Regions from separate parts of the Homo sapiens genome. Here region 2 is linked to region 1. Evidence: chromatin contacts called from ENCODE Hi-C or POLR2A ChIA-PET data. All regions are on one chromosome and are shown on one strand. Each heading gives the region's core, a stretch centred on a gene start or an enhancer-like site at or near the end of the contact. The rest is flanking DNA. Distances are from core to core; before and after follow the strand shown. Region 1 has its middle 32 kb from the start of SUN5. Region 2 holds the start of SCAND1 (SCAN domain containing 1).

Evidence for each region. A loop is a pair of places that touch in the nucleus more often than their neighbours do. ChIA-PET counts read pairs that join two places held with the same protein, here RNA polymerase II (POLR2A). Pooled maps may share reads with other maps.
Region 2: a loop to region 1 is called in a map with no recorded cell type, with 13 times the contacts of the local background. The contact joins the promoter of SCAND1 here to the enhancer-like site in region 1. A Hi-C loop is called at or near these places in 1 of 37 single-sample maps with no recorded cell type and 2 of 50 pooled maps. POLR2A ChIA-PET finds 5 or more read pairs at or near these places in 1 of 52 experiments (activated B cell).

What each region holds. Positions count from the first base shown.
Region 1 is chr20:32,968,536-32,976,447 of GRCh38, forward strand. No RefSeq gene overlaps it. Among named protein-coding and RNA genes, the nearest start is that of SUN5, 32 kb to the right of the region's middle. RefSeq lists enhancers at 966-1,918, 1,919-2,870, 3,514-4,021, 4,022-4,530, 4,056-4,185 and 1 more. Within about 2 kb of position 3,921, at least 10 of the 41 ENCODE cell types and tissues checked have a DNase peak (open chromatin) inside an H3K27ac peak, as active enhancers do.
Region 2 is chr20:35,950,167-35,958,078 of GRCh38, forward strand. SCAND1 (SCAN domain containing 1) reads right to left here and starts at 4,336. Exons shown (of 2, transcript NM_033630.3): 1 at 4,282-4,336; 2 at 3,458-4,173. The coding sequence starts at 4,118. The coding sequence ends at 3,579. It overlaps PHF20 (PHD finger protein 20), which reads left to right. Exons shown (of 18, transcript NM_016436.5): 18 at 1-204. It also overlaps a transcript of CNBD2 not described here. RefSeq lists enhancers at 3,854-3,933, 4,054-4,313, 4,394-4,593, 4,694-4,903.

The DNA.
Region 1 (7,912 bases), core at 2,671-5,170:
TTTGGTAGAGATGGGGTTTCACCATGGTGGCCAGGCTGGTCTTGAACTCCTGACCTCAACAGATCCACCCGCCTCGGTCTCCCAAAGTGCTGGGATTATAGGCGTGAGCCACCGCACCCGGCCCCACATAGGGTTCAGGAGGAAATGGGCTGCAGAGTGGGAGGCTGTCCAACAGGCTGACTGCCAAGTTGATCATGAAATTTCTATCGTCCCTGGAACCCTCCCTGTCTGTGTACAGAGACTTTTCTGTTTTTATGTGAATGTGTGCACACACCCACATACACACCCAAGCATACCCTTACACTCACACATGCACACTCAGACTCACACTCATTCACTCACTTATATACTCACACACATGCACAACTCATAATCTCAAAATCGACGCTTCATACACATCATTCTTCATGTGATGAGTAAACGCCTCAATGCTGCAGTTCTTGGAGGCCTCGCCCACGATGGCTGCTCCTTGGGGGCTGAACCTTCTCCAGGATCTAGAGCTGCCACCCAGCTACTCTTTAAAGGAGCAGGAAGACACGCATGAGGGCATCCTGCCTGCCCCTAACAATGTACTGCTGCCACCAGACAAAGGAATGGACAGCCATCCCTCTGCGGTGGAGCAGAACTGTCTCCTCGGGCCCGGCTGGGCTGAGGGGTCGTGGCCACAGGCTGGCAGCCCAAGGACGGGGACATGGGACATGAGGGCACTGAGGAGAGTGTGGGGACAGCTTTGTCCTCAGAAAGAAGCCACCCTTGACCTCATTTTCTGGTGCCACTTCCAAATTTCACATGTGCTCTACTCTTGTTAAGCATCTACTGTGTGGGGGGCACTGGGGACACTAGAGTGAGGAAGACCCCCCCCTTTCCTGTTGGGACACGGATTATTCCTCTACAGCATGGATGCAGCTTCTTGTTAGCTTATCCAGCAGATTAGCTGTCCTGAATGCATACCCACTTCTCTGTGCCAGCCAGGCAAATCTCACGGGAGAGTGGGCAGACGTGGGAGAAGCAATCCAAGACGGCTTCCTGGAGGAGGGGGTCTATGAGCCCAGGGCCAATCAGGACCTTTGTGTTTGGAGAACAGGACCCTGTTCTCTGCCTGAGAAGGCCTTCCCCCAGATGGAATGCCTCTCCCTCAGGCTCTGCTTAGATATCCCCTCAAATACCCGGTCACCCCTGGCCTACTTTATCCTCTGATAAGCCCTGACTTTAGATAGGATCGGGCTAGGGGAGGGAAGGTGGCTCATGAAGGTGCCTGGGCACACAGAAAGTTCTCACCAGTTGCAGACAGTCCATGGGGTAGGTCGGCTAGAAGCCTGGCATTGCCTATCACCCACAGAAGGCAGTGGGAAGGCAGGGGGCGGCCGGCTGACTCAGCCTATGCCCTGTCTCACGGCAGCCTCCTGGCCACGCATGTCCAAATCCTGGTCTCCAAAAGCATCTGGGAGCCGCTGTCCTGCCTGGTGAGCCAGGGGGCCTTTGCAATTCCACTCATTCCTGTTGAGCCCAGAGAGGCTGAGCCATGGCCAGGGGTCATAGAGCACACTGGAGAGTGCCCGGCAGGCCACCATGACCAGGGACACACTCCTACTTTGCCACGGCTGGTGGTGCTGCCTGTGGGAAGAGAAATATCCCAGGACCCAGAAACTGCTCGAGGCACCCAGAGGCTGTGCTCAGTACCCCAGAATACTGCAAGGAAGGAGAAGAATACTGCAATGGGCTGAGCAGTGCCCATTATTCAGATGAGGAAACTGAGGCGCAGGAGGTGATGAGGATCAGGTGGTCTGGGGGCATGGATATTTTGGAAAGTAGGGAAACTGAGCAGACCCAGGGGCCCAGGGATGTAGGCAAAACTCTTGCTCACTCGCTCGGTTCTCAGGTGGGAAGAGAGCTGTGCTTTGTGTTGGTGGCCTGGCCTAGCACCCTACCCCCGTTTCCACAGAGTTCACAGCAACACTGCAGGTCAGGGCAATGGCCCAGAGATGGAATGGGACCAGGCAGGGGCCACACAACAAATCAATGGCAGGGCCGGGTCCAGGTCTCAGCCCCATCCTGGCTCCGCCATTCAGACCCCAGCCCTGTCTCCGGCCTCCTGAGCCCCTGGCTTGAGGCTGGGTTGGGGAGGCTTGGGCGTGGGATCCCTCTTCCACGGTGGGCTTGTCCTGGTCTGGGTGGGGCTAAAGTGCTGAGCTGCAGGGTCCAGGGGACACCAAGCCCCCTTTCCACCCTCTGGTTTTCTTGTCAGTCTTAGGGAAAGAGCTTAGGATCTGGGGCCAGCAAGCCTGGGTTCGAGTCCTGGTTGTGTGACCTCAGGTCAGAGACAGCTCCTTGCTAGCCTCATCTGCAAAACTGGGGTGACAGTACTGCCTGTCTCATGCCCGTTATGCCTGGGCATGCCGCCTGGCACACAGCAGCTGCTGGGGAAGGGCCGTGAGGTGGTTTCCCTTCCTCCCAGTGCCATGGGCAGCATGGGGTGGGTCAGGCTGCAGGCTCCAGCTACCCCTTTGAGGTGCTGTGGGAGCCCTATGAGGCCCTTCCCTCCCTGAACCTCTGTCTCCCTAGATGGGGTACCAGCAGGTGGGGGCCTCTGTGCTCAACCGTGAACCAACGTGGGCATGGGATGGGGGTGGGAGACAAGGTGGGAGGCCCAGAGCAGGAGGTGAGGGGCTGAGGGCTCAGCTGGGACAGGGAGGCAGCCACAGGGTCTTTGGAGTGCCCCCAGTGAGGCAGGAAAATAGGGTCTGAAGGCAGGGAACATAAGGCCAATTCCCACTTCAGCTAGGACAGGAAATATCCTCTCCGTGGGGTGTAGGCCAAGTAAATAACTTTGTAATTTTACTTCATCCTCTCTATTTACATAGGGTGTACCCCAAGTAACCAGTGGAATCCTCTGGAGGGTATTTAAACTCCCAAAAATTCTATAACGGGGCACTTGAGCCGCTACGCTCGGGCCTGCTCCCTCACTGTGGAGTGTACTTTGATTTTCAGTAAATCCCTTCACTCCTTCCTTGCTTTGTTTGTGTATTTTGTCCAATTCTTTGTTCAAGATTCCAAGAACCAGGACGCTCTCCACCATTAACGCCATCTCCCTGTCCTGTTCCACTTCCTGCCTCTCTTTCCCCCATCTCTGTGTCTCTAGCTGTGACTCTGTCTTCCTGTTTCTCCATCCATTCTCTTTCTGCTTCAGTCTCATTGCCTCCTGTCTTTGGCCTTGTGTTTTCTCCGTCTCCACTTCTCTGCTCTCTCAGGCACTGCTTCTCATCCTGATTCTCTCTCCTCTCAGGCATCCCAGAGTTCTAGTGTTATCGGCGCCCTGGGTCCTTGTAATCTGCCAGGATAGAAATCAAGAGCGATCACCAGACATAGCAGCAAAGAGAAAGAGCTTTATTTAGCTTGTGCACGAGGGAAGTCAGCAACATGAAAGGAAGAGGGCAGGCTGCTCCCCAGGGGAGTGTGTGGGTTAGATTTCTAGGGCCTTTCTATGGAGAGGGGTTTCAGGGTTCCTCCAGGGGAGTGTGTGGGTTAGATTTCCAGGGCCTTTCTATAGGGAAGGGTTTCCCCAGGGGAGCGTGGGGGTCAGATTTCCAGGGACTTTCTGTAGGGAAGGATTTTGCCAGGGCATGTATAGGAGGAGGGGTTTCTCTAGCACTTGCACAGTGGCTCAACACACTTTTTCAAACATTGCATGTAACATCAGCATTTTAAATCTCCGTGCTTGGGCACGATTTGCAGCATTAAAATGAGGAAGAGGGTAAGTTGAAGTTTAAGTCTAACTGCACATGCGGGGCCCCAGGGAAGTCCCTAGCCCCCTAGAGCAGGAACTCGTGGTGAATAGTTTCCTGGGTCTTTGGCTGCTGATTGGCTGGAAGTCAGGTGAGCTACAGTCTGATAAGGGGTTTTTGTACTTTTTCTCTAAACCACATCAAAACCAGGAAACCAGTCAGCCTGCCTGTCTCACGAGCCCCTATTTCCTGTTGTAGATGGTGACCAGCTTGTCCTGGTTTGCTTGGAACTGTCCTGGTTTTCAAATGTAAGGTTCCACATCCTGGGCACCCCCCAGTCCTGGGCAAACCAGAATGGCTGGCCAGACTGTTGCTGTGACTGGAGTGGGGCATACCCTGCCTGCTTTTTTCTGGGCCTTACCTGCTAAGTGGTGTCCAAGGAGAGGCCCTGGGGGTCTGGGTGTGGGATGGGCTGGTGACTCGTCCCTCTGTGCCCTTCCCACCCACTCTTGCCCTCAGTGCTGGTGCCCACCTGGCATCCCGGACACCATCCAGGGCACCCTGGCTGGATGGCCTGTCTTCATGGGCCATGGTGCAGGGCTCAGGCTAGAGATGAGTGGGGGATGGGGGCCCGAAGCCCCTGCTGTGCCTGATGTGCCTTCGGTATGTCCCGTCCCCAGGTGGCTCTGCACTTGATGTCAAGGAACACAGCCATTGCACCACAGCTTGGTCCTCTGACAGTGGCCCAGCCACGGCTCCGAGGATATGCGCCCTCCCTGGGCATTTCCAGGCCTTCCTGTTGGCTGTGTTCTTTGTCCTGATCAACGTCCCCCCGCAGATCCCTCCCTGCACGCAGGAGTTGGTGGTGAGGGACTGGCCCTGCGCTTCGGCTCCTAGATTCTCCATGCAGCAATCACAGCCCAACCACCAACTCCTCACTCATCAGGAGCTCACACTTGCTGCAACCTCAGGCTTCTAGACTTCGGCTGGGGCCATGGATCGTGGCCTCTGAGCTCCACAGGTCCTCATGCATGATGTAGGTGAGATGTGTTTTAAGTCCTCTCTTGGTGCCAATTTACTCAATATGTTCACAAGTTCTAACCACCTTGGATACGGGTTTTTCAAAGCTCAGAGCATATTAGGCCGGTGATGTAATATAACTGTTAAGGGCATGGACCCAGATGGCCTGAATCTGAATTCAAATTCTGTCCTGTATTAGACCCTTTTTTCTAAGCCTCAGTTTTCTCATCTATAAAATGGGTTCAATGATATTACCTACCCCATGAGATGTTGTGAGTATTCAATGAGATCATCACAGTGCCTGGCATGGAAAAATAGCAACTTTTTATTGAGTAGTTGTTTTATGCAAGGCAAGACTACATTTAACCCCCACACCCATGGGATTCAGAGAGGTCGGGTAATTGGTCTAAGGTCACACAGTTAGGAGGAAGCTACATCCCTAACCAGCAGGCTATCCTGCCTCTGCAGTAGTAATGACTAACATTTACGGAGCACTTGTTATGTACCAAGCACTATTCAAAAGGCTTGATATGTTCTAAAGATTTTACTTTTAATCCTCACAATTCTGAGAGGTAGGTACTAATATTATTCCAATCAGTTAGATAAGGAAACCGAGGCACGGGGAGGTAAAGTCTCTTGTCAAAGGGTCACATAGCTGGTTAGTGGTGAAACTGGGATTTGAACCCAGGAAGAAGCCTAGCTGCAGAGACAGTTTTTCTTTTTTCGTTTTTTTTAGGTGATGTTTTTAACCACACTGTTTTTTCTTTTAAAACAGCCTGTGTCTTTATCTTGATCCTCTGAGGGTACCTAATGCCCAAGAATTATGAGCTGTTATTATCATTATTATAGACAAGAAGCTGGAAGAAGGTGCAGGAGGCTTTGAGGGTAGGGGCATGCTGACAGCAGAGCATGGAAAACTAAGAGCAGAGCTCAGGTGCGTAGGCTGGACATGGTCCCACGGCTCAGCAGGTGAAGGGGTTAACAGCTCTTCTTCATGGCTGAAGGAGCTACGTCCTTTCTGGAAAGACTTCCATCAAGTTAGGGAGAACAAACAGAGCTGTGACACCATCAGAGTGGGCCCCTGAGGACAAGAAATTGACATGGGGGATGTAGCCATGAAGTGGTGACTGCCAACGTGCCTCTGATGTTTGCTGAGAACTTTGTGCCTCTTTCCATAGCCTCATGGCTGCAGTCCCATTTGAGCCTCAGAATGGTCCCTGTCAGGCAAAATGACTGCTCTGCTTTATAGATTAGAAAACTGAGGCTCAGATGGGAGCTGTGACTTGCTCAATGGCACACTGGCTCCTGTGCTGAGCTCCAACCCCAGGCTGGAATGCTCACACACCCAAAGGTGGGCACTGTGTGTCAGGCCTCTGAGCCCAAGCTAAGCCATCATATCCCCTGTGACTTGCACGTATACATCCAGATGGCCTGAAGTAACTGAGGAATCACAAAAGAAGTGAAAATGGCCTGTTCCTGCCTTAACTGATGACATTACCTTGTGAAATTCCTTCTCCTGGCTCATCCTGGCTCAAAAGCTCCCCCACTGAGTACCTTGTGACCTCACCCCTGCCAGCCAGAGAACAACCCCCTTTGACTGTAATTTTCCACTACCTACCCAAATCTTATAAACAGCTCCATCCCTATCTCCCTTCGCTGACTCTCTTTTCAGACTCAGCCCGCCTGCACCCAGGTGAAATAAACCGCCTTGTTGCTCACACAAAGCCTGTTTGGTGGTCTCTTCACATAGATGCGAGTGAAACTGTGATCCTGGTGTCACAGGCCTGGGGTGTATAGAGAAGTCAAACATGGCTTCCCGTGTAAACTGTTAGTGTAATGCGCAACCTTGTTTTTACTAACCCTATTTTTAGACTCTCCCTTTTCCTTTAATCACCCAGCCTTGTTTCCACCTGAATTGGCTCTCCCTTAGCTAAGAGAGCCAGACAGACTCCATCTTGGCTCTTTCACTGGCAGCGCCTTCCTCAAGGACTTAACTTGTGCAGGCTGACTCCCAGCACATTCAAGAATGCAATTAACTGATAAAATACTGTGGCAAGCAATATCCGCAGTTCCCAGGAATTCATCTGATTGATAACGCCCAAAAAGCCCTGCGTCTATCACCTTGTAATAATCTTAAAGCCTCTGCACCTGGAACTGTTTACTTTCCTGTAACCATTTATCCTTTTAACTTTTTTGCCTACTTTATTTCTGTAAAATTGTTTTAACTAGACCCCCCTCCCCTTTCTAAACCAAAGTATAAAAGAAAATCTAGCCCCTTCTTCGGGGCCGAGAGAATTTTGAGCATTAGCCGTCTCTTGGCCGCCGGCTAAATAAACGGACTCTTAATTCGTCTCAAAGTGTGGCATTTTCTCTAACTCTCTCAGGTACAATTCAGTATTGACGCCGAGACAGGGTTTGACTATCAGGGCCTGGCATGTTCAGTTTTCAGAGCTGCTGAATCTTTATCCCAGTGGTAGAATCACAGGAAGAAAAGGCCCATGGAGGCTTGCACTTATGCCCATTTCTACCATAGAGACGCTGGGTACCCTTAGGCAAGACCTTGCTCCTCTCTGGGCCTCTGTTTGCCACGTGGGCCTTGAATTAGATTAGCGTTTCTTAACATGAGGACTCATTTTCTCAACATGAGATGTCAGGATGGGGAGGACCCTAGAACGGGTAGTGTCTCAGGGTTGAGCTGATGCTCCACAGAACGTGGGCTCCAGACTTGAACTGACTGACTTGGGTTCAAATCCCAGCTTCTCTACTCACTCCTGGTGTGACCCTGAGGAAGCGTCTAAACCTCTTAGAGCCTCAGTTTCCACATTCATAAAATGGGATGAATGATTGGCAGCTTAATTCCCTGGTGGGGAGAAGACATGGGCTGGTGGCGGGGCCTCTGGGCTCTCACAGGGCTGAGGACAGCCACAGGTACCCCACAGTGCTTATCAAACTTGCCAGCAGTGACCTTGGGGCTAAAGCTGACTTGGGCACCCCCATGGTGCTGTTGGAGGAGGGCCCGTGGATGGTGGAGATGTGCACCCTTGTGGAGCTGCTGCTGTGTGGACCCAATGGTTCGCTGCCTCCTGCTGCTCGGACTCAAAGAGGTGAGTGCTGCATGAGGCACCCTCACCCTCCAGCTCCTCCCCTCACTGTCCCTGTGCCATAGGCCC
Region 2 (7,912 bases), core at 3,086-5,585, 3.0 Mb after region 1:
TAATCATTTTGTTTCTTTAAGTGGTAAGTGTATGCAAGGTGGATCCTTGATGAGCCAACATTGCACTGTGGATACATATCTATGTTTACGCGCTATTAGAACAGAAGGCGCTGTATATAGAAATGTTGCTTTGAAGCAATATTTGCAAAACACGCAGACTTCTGTATCTGTATTTGGAAAAAATAAAACAGGTTCTTGTTGCTATGTTTCAGTTACGTATTGTTGAGTTACAGTCATGCATCATATAACGTTTCTGTCAACCATGGACCCCATATACAGGGTGGTCCCATAAGATTATAATGGAGCTGAAAAATTCCCATCACCTAGTGATGTCCTGATGGTCCTACTGCATAGGCCTAGGCTAATGCGTGGATTTGTCTTAGTGTTTAACAAAAATCTAAAAAGTAAAATATATATAAAAAATTTAAACTAGAAAAAAACTCATAGAATAAGGATATAAAGAAAATATATTTGTATAGTTGTACCATGTGTGTAAACACAAAGTGTTATTACAGAAGTCAAAGTTAAAATTTAAAAGCTTACAAAGTATAAAAGTTGGTCAGGCAAGGTGCCTCAGATCTGTAATCCTAGCACTTAGGGAGGCTGAGGATGGAGACCCTGTCTCTAAATAAAAGGCTGGGTGCCGTCGCTCACGCTTGTAACCCCAGCACTTTGGGAGGCCAAGGCGGCCAGATCACCTGGGGTCAGGAGTTCAAGACCAGCCTGGCAAACATGGCAAAACCCCATCTCTACTAAGAATACAAAAATTAGCATGGTGGCGCATGCCTGTAGTCCCAGCTACTTGGGAGGCTGAGGCAGGAGAATTGCTTGAACCCAGGAGGAGGAGGTTGCAGTGAGTCGAGATCGTACCACTGCACTCTAGCCTGGGCAACAGAGTGAAACTGTCTCAACAAAACAAAAAACAAAAACAAAAAGTTATGGTGAACTAAGGCTAATTTATTATTGTAGAAAGAAAATTAAAAAAAATAAGTTTAGTAGTTCGTGACCAGCCTGGGCAACATGGTGAAACCCCATCTCTACAAAAATTAGCCAGGCATGGTGGCATGCACCTGTATTCCTAGCTACTTGGGAGGCTGAGGCAGGAGGATCACCTAGGCCTGGGAGCCAGAAGTTGCAGTGAACCTAGATTGTGCCACTGTACTCCAGCCTGGGCAACAAAGTGAGATCCTCTCTCAAACAAAAAAAAATTAGTCTATGTGTTCAGTGTTTATATAAATTCTGGAGTAGCGTACAGTAACGTCCTACATCTTCACATTCACTCACCACTTACCCAGCCAGAACAATGTCCAGTCCCGCAAACTCTTATTTTTTACTTTTATATATATATATATATATGTGTGTGTGTGTGTATATGTATATATGCATATATATATGTGTATGTGTATATATGCATGTGTGTATATATACATATATAAATATATATAAATGTTTTTTTTTTTTTTTGAGATGGAGCCTCACCGTGTTGCCTAGGCTGGTGTGCAATGGCGCGATCTCAGCTCACTGCAACCTTCGCCTCCCAGGTTCAAACAATTCTCCTCCCTCAGCCTCCTGAGTAGCTAGGATTACAGTTGCCCGCAACCAAGCCCAGATAATTTTTGTATTTTGAGTAGAGATGGGGTTTCACCATGATGGTCAGGCTAGTCTCAAACTCCTGACTTCGTGATCCGCTCACCTCGGCCTCCCAAAGTGCTGGGATTACAGGTGTGAGCCACCGCACCCGGCCTATTCTATATTTTTACTTAACCATTTCTATGTATAGATACACAAATACTTACCATTGTTACTGCCTATAGTATTCAGTACAGTAACATGCTGTACAGGCTTGTAGCCTACGAGCAGTAGGCTCTATCACAAAGCCTAGGTGTGTGTAGGCTATACCATCTAGTTTGCATAAGTGCACTCTATGAGGCTCACACAATAAAACTGCCTAAGGGCTCATTTTCAGAACGCATCCCCATTAAGAGATGCATGACTGTATAAAGTTCTTCACCATTCTTTTTTTTTTGAGACGGAGTTTCGCTCTTGTTGCCCAGGCTGGAGTGCAATGGCGCGATCACTGCTCGCTGCAACCTCCGCCTCCTGGTTTCAAGCGATTCTCCTGCCTCAGCCTCCCGAATAGCTGGGATTACAGGCGTGCGCCACCAAGCCCGGCTAATTTTGTATTTTTAGTAGAAAGACAGTTTCACCATGTTGGTCAGGCTGGTCTCAAACTCCTGACCTTAAGTGATCCGCCCGCCTTGGCTTCCCAAAGTACTGAGATTACAGCCATGTGCCACTACACCCAGATAATTTTCTATTTTTAGTAGAGATGGGGGTTTCACTATGTTGGTCAAGCTGGTCTCGAACTCCTGATCTCAAGTGATCCACCGCCTCTGCCTCCCACAGTGCTGGGATTACAGGCGTGAGCCACTGTGCTTGTCCTTCTTCACCTATTCTAATCTTCTTTAAACATTACCTTTTAAAGAAGGCTGTTCTTACCTTCTAAACAACTATCTTTTTCCAGGGAGGCAGGTGCAAACTCTGCCAAGAAATCCCAAGAATGCAAAAATACTTCTCAATTTGTCTGTCTTTAATATTCAAAAGCAAATTGCCCCTCACCAACTTCCAGCCCAGTCTCACTCATGCTTTGTGGTGTGAACTGCAGGCTGATTTTGATTGTTGAGAGCAGTGCAAGGAAGACAAGTCTGGCCTTCCTTATATTAACAAATGGCACTCACTGCAATAGGACCTATCTGGGACCAATCCAAGCTGTCCATGGACCCTAACTAGCTCCTTCCTGGTTGGGCAGAAGCCTCTGGAAACAGAGTAGGTTTAAGATTTCAGAACAGGTCCTCATTATTTGCCAAATTCTTTCTTCCCTTTGTAAACGATTATGCTAGTTTAAACACCAAAAGGGAGCCAGCCGGAGAGACATTAAAATGAGTAGCTTCAGTAATGTAAATAATCCATTACTTCAACTAGTTCTGCTTTATTCCTACCACAGGCCTAAAATTTGGCAAGGAAGTTGAGCAAGCCTGGCGGCATAAGCCAGAGCTCACAAGAACTAGCCTATCTCTGTGAAGGTGTGCAGTAAACACTTCACATTAAAATGGCCCAGTAACTTGGACATTTTGGGAAGCCTGTACCCAAAGGGCAGGTGCAAGTTGGTGCCCATATTGGTATAGAGGTAGCCAGTTAAGTGAGCATTTAATAGAGCCAGCTATTTTGCGTGTAAGAAACCCAAGTGGGTCCTTGGGAGCCCAGGTGAAAAACTTCCCATGTGTGGTAGAGGGATAACCTAGGTTCAGTCAACATCTAAAGATCCCACTATAGCCAACGAAGGCCTTATTGTTACGGACTCCCAACTTCGTTTCGCCACCAGCCAGAAAGGCGGTAGGAAACAGGCTTGGTAAAATAAACCCAATAAGAACGAATGAAAGAGACACACCAGACCACAGGCGCTGCCAAAACTCATTTTTCATTAACACGGGGTGGGGTCCCAGGCTCAGGCCCCCGGGCCCGATCATGGCCCCAGTCCGCACAGAGCGCCCGGCCCTGGCCGCCCGCAGCTCCACCGCTCAGCCAGTGATGCGCACATCCGTGCGGCGGCGGATCCGCCGGGCCCGAGCCGCCTCGGGCAGGATGGCGAGCAGCTGCTCTTGCACCAGCATCTCCACGATCTGCTCCTTGGTGCGGATGTCAGGCCGCAGCCACTGGCGGGACAGCTCCCGCAGCTGCCGGAAAGCCTCCCGGGGACCCGCCGCATCCTGGTAGCGGAACTGCCGGAAACGCTGGCGGAACGTCTCGGGACCGAGTCTAGAGCCGGCGGGGCCTGGTGTGGAGCGCGCTTCAGCTTCGGCCTGAGGCGCTACGCTCACGGGTGCGGGCCCGAGAGGCAGCTCCAGGGCCGCGGAGGCCGCAGCTCGGGGCGTAGGGATGGCTTCAGGGACCGCGGCGTTGGGACTGGAAGGCTCAGGGGCAGGCGGTGAGGCCTCTGGCAGCGAGGAGCCCACACAGTTACGCTCAGGGGCTGAGCTCGAACCGGCTCCTTCCAGTTTCTCCGGTGGCACCGCCGCGGGACTCCCAGTGGCCGCCAAGATCGGCTCCGTAGCCGCCATAACTCCAGCTCCGGGCGTCACTCTTTGTCCGGTAGCTGTGTGCTCAGCACTGCGTCTGCGCGGGGGTGGGGTGAGCAGGGAGACGTTTCCGGTTAAAGGGCAGAGCTCGCGTCACCCTTGAGGGAGTCGGACTCGGGACCGGCCGAGAGTGTGCGGAGCTTACCTGCACCAGCGAAGCGCCTGCGGCAGCCGGAAGCGAAAGTCTCTGGCTTCTCTGCGTCCAGGTCGGCGCGCGAGCACCCGGAAGCCGCTTGCGGGCTCCCGGAAGCGGCGCCCTCTAGCGTTCTCGAGTCGCATGAGGCGGCTGCTGCCCTCGCGGTGCGGGAGGGCGAGCTGCGCGTGGCCTGGGCTCCTTCCGAATGGTGGCGCCTCTGAGCGCCAGTTCGAGGAGGAGTCGGAGGAGGAGCCTGAATGTTTGGAGATAGACTTCAAGTCCCGGACCTTATCCGTGCGCCGCTTCGGTTTGCAGGTGACCTTTGCGTGCGGGCGCCCCTTCTGATTGACCCTGATGAGCTGTAGCTCTGATGGCCCCTCCTTCGGGAATGATTAGGGTGACGGCTGGCCGGGGCTCGTTCGAGTGGCGCCCGGCCGGTGGTGACCCGAACAGGAGAGCGGGACGGCGACCATTCTCTCGGGAGGGGCCCATCTGGAGAAAGTCCTCTCGCTTGGTCAAACTAGGAGGGCGATAGCACCGGCCTTACTGCGACGATGACAAAGTACAACACACCGTCTGGCGCGAAGGAGATGCTCGAGAACCCTTTGCTGTTGTTATTTTTCGCGTGTCCTCCGAAACCAAGGGAAATGCGGCTCTGTGGGTTCTGTTAACGTCAGCATTTAATAAGTGAACTCTAAATGCATTGCCCCTTATGGTGGCCGCTGGCCTCCTGAGTTGACTCAGCTCTTGCAACGTAGCTAGTTGATAACCCTCGAAATATAGCGAATTGAGATGTGCTATATTGTAAAATACGGGACTTAGTACGAAAAAACTGATGTAAAAATTATCTCAATACTTTTTAATACTGATTACATGTTGGAATATAATGTTTTGCATATATTGGGTCAAATAAAAATGTTATTAATTTCACCTGTGTTTTTACTTTTTAAATGCAGCTTCTAAAAACATTTAAATTGCATGTGCAGTTTACATTATATTTCTGTTGAGCAGCCTTGGGTTAGAGTGTTGGAGTGAGGCTACCTTGGTGGAATCCCCTTTGACGATACCCAGCTCAGAGTTGTTAGGAGGATTAAATAAATTAAGCCGTTGGAGAGAAAGGGCTTTTAAGAAGTTTGCTCTTGTTTTTATTAGGTAAACTGCTTGCTATCTCTGAGCTACTGTTTTCTTATCAGTAAAATGTGGATGTAATAGAACTTACCTCTCAGAGGTAATTGAGAATTCAGTGAGATGATGTAGGTAAAAGCACGTGGCCCTGACAGCCCTCGGCCAGGTGGTTTTCTGTTTGGTAGCTGACTCACAAATAGTTTTGTTTTTGTTTTTGTTTTTGTTTTGAGACTGAGTCCTCCGCCTACCGGGTTCAAGCGATTCTCCTCCCTCCGCCTCCCGAGTAGCTGGGATTACAGGCGCCCACCACCACACCCGGCTAATATTTTATATTTTTGGTACAGATGGAGTTTCACCGTGTTGGCCAGACTGGTCTCGAACTCTTGACCTCAGGTGATCCACTCTCCTCAGCCTCCCAAAGTGCTGGCATTACAGGCGTGAGCCACCGTGCCGGGCCACAAATAGGTTTTATATCCTCATTTTACAGAAGGGGAAACTGAGGCCCTCAAAGGACAGGGGCCTCATATGAAAGGTTTTCTATGACCTTGCAGTCCTTTTGAGCCCGTGCAGGATGGAGGAGCAGGTTTAACAACCATTAACATGCCATTAGCCCTGATATAAAACTTACCCCTACCATAGGATGTTTCCTTTGGATGGGTAGAAGTGGACCCTCATGAAATCATTTCCATAGCCTGAAAACCTTGAAAGTCGTTGCAGTGGGCCTTTAATGTTTTTTAGTTGCTGACATGTAAAAATTGGGAGATTTCACATGCAAATCTGGATTTCTAATTTTTCTTGAAAAAACGGAAGAGCTGGCCACACTGGACCCAAATTCCTGCTGGTCAACAATCAGCTGACACTGAGTAGAGACGACTTCCTTTAGACAAGATACTCTGTCCCATTTGGTCTCAATCTCAACCATTCCCTATGGTTCTCTGAAATAGAATGTTGTTTGCATTTACTGTTGCTCTCAGGTTGTTGCTTTATTTAGAGTTGATATTTTTCTCTCTTTTCTTTTTAGAGGTGAGAAAGCAGGGTCTTAGTGTTTGTTATGCCTACTGGCTTCAAACCTTGACTTCTGTCTGGCCCCTCAGTAGTTGGGTTTGCTGCCCAGAGTGACCAACAGTGCTATTCCCTGTGTGGTAACAGGTACTCAGTTTCTAGGCCTAAGGGAGCACACTAACCCTTCTGTGGAGGCAAGAGGTGATAGAAGTCTTCACTGGGGAGGAGACTTCAAGCTGAGACTCAAGAACAAAATGGGTGGGGCTCAGGGACATTCCAGGTAGAAGGTACTGCCTGTACAAAGGCACATAGTGAGTAGGAGCAAAACTGTGGAAACTGCAGGCTATATGGGAAAGTGGTTGGGATCTGGAGAAGGGGTGAGAGATGAGGTTGGAACACTGGTGGGGGTTAAATCATAAATGTCCTAGAATTCCATGTTTAAAATTTAGTTATTATCTTCTTGTGAAAGGGAATGAACTTTTGTGGCACCTGGAATCATGAGATGTTATGTTAGATCTCTAGTCTATTTCTTCCATCCCTATTGAAATCGTGAATTATTAGAGATAGGAGGAGGGACCTGAGAGATCTATTAGAATCATTGAATGTCAGACTGGAAGGGCCCTTAGAAATGGAATTTAAAAATCCAGCCCTTTGTGGGCCGGTAAGCCTGCTTTAAAGTGATTCAGCAGTAAAAAAATAATGTGGAGGGAATAAATGAAACAAGATTGGCTCAGTAGTTGGCCGGGCGCGGTGGCTCATGCCTGTAATCCCAGCACTTTGGGAGGCATAGGCAGGCGGATCACCTGAGCTCAGGAGTTCAAGACCAGCCTGGGCAACATGATGAAACCCTGTCTCTACTAAAAATACAAAAAATTAGCTGGGCTCGGTGGCTCATGCCTGTAATCTCAGCACTTTAGAAGGCTTGAAAGATTGGCAGTATGTACACTCTACTTTGGTATATGCTTGAAAATGTCCATGATAAAAGTTAAAACATTCAGATTCCCAGAATCTGAAAAAAAACATATAATGCCTCTTCTTCGAAAAGGGATGCAGTTATCTACTTTCATGTAATTTACATATATCCTTGAACCCTCCCAGAAGTCCCAGATTAAGCTTAAAATATACATTTATATTTCATTCTTTTGAATTTTGCAGATTGAGAAACCAAGATGTCAGAAGATGAAGGATTGGTCCAAAATAAGAAAGCTAGTAAGTGGTTTCATGAGGACAGAAATCTTTTGACTTTTAGTCCAAACTCTTATCTTATTAGGCCTCTTTATCCCTAGATTGGGAGTTCACTTGGGAAGGGATCATAACTCATTCATCTCATATCACTTAGCTTCCAACACAAGGCCTGACTCCTAGGTAGCTTCAGTGTTGATTAAAGGAAAGAGGACAAATGTGGATTGCAGACCATCCCTGAGAAGGCAGAGCTCTCATATGAGTCCCAGACTCTTTCAGAGACCTCAGTGCCTTTTGATGGCACTTGGTTGTTGAGGGTTGTGGAAAAGAA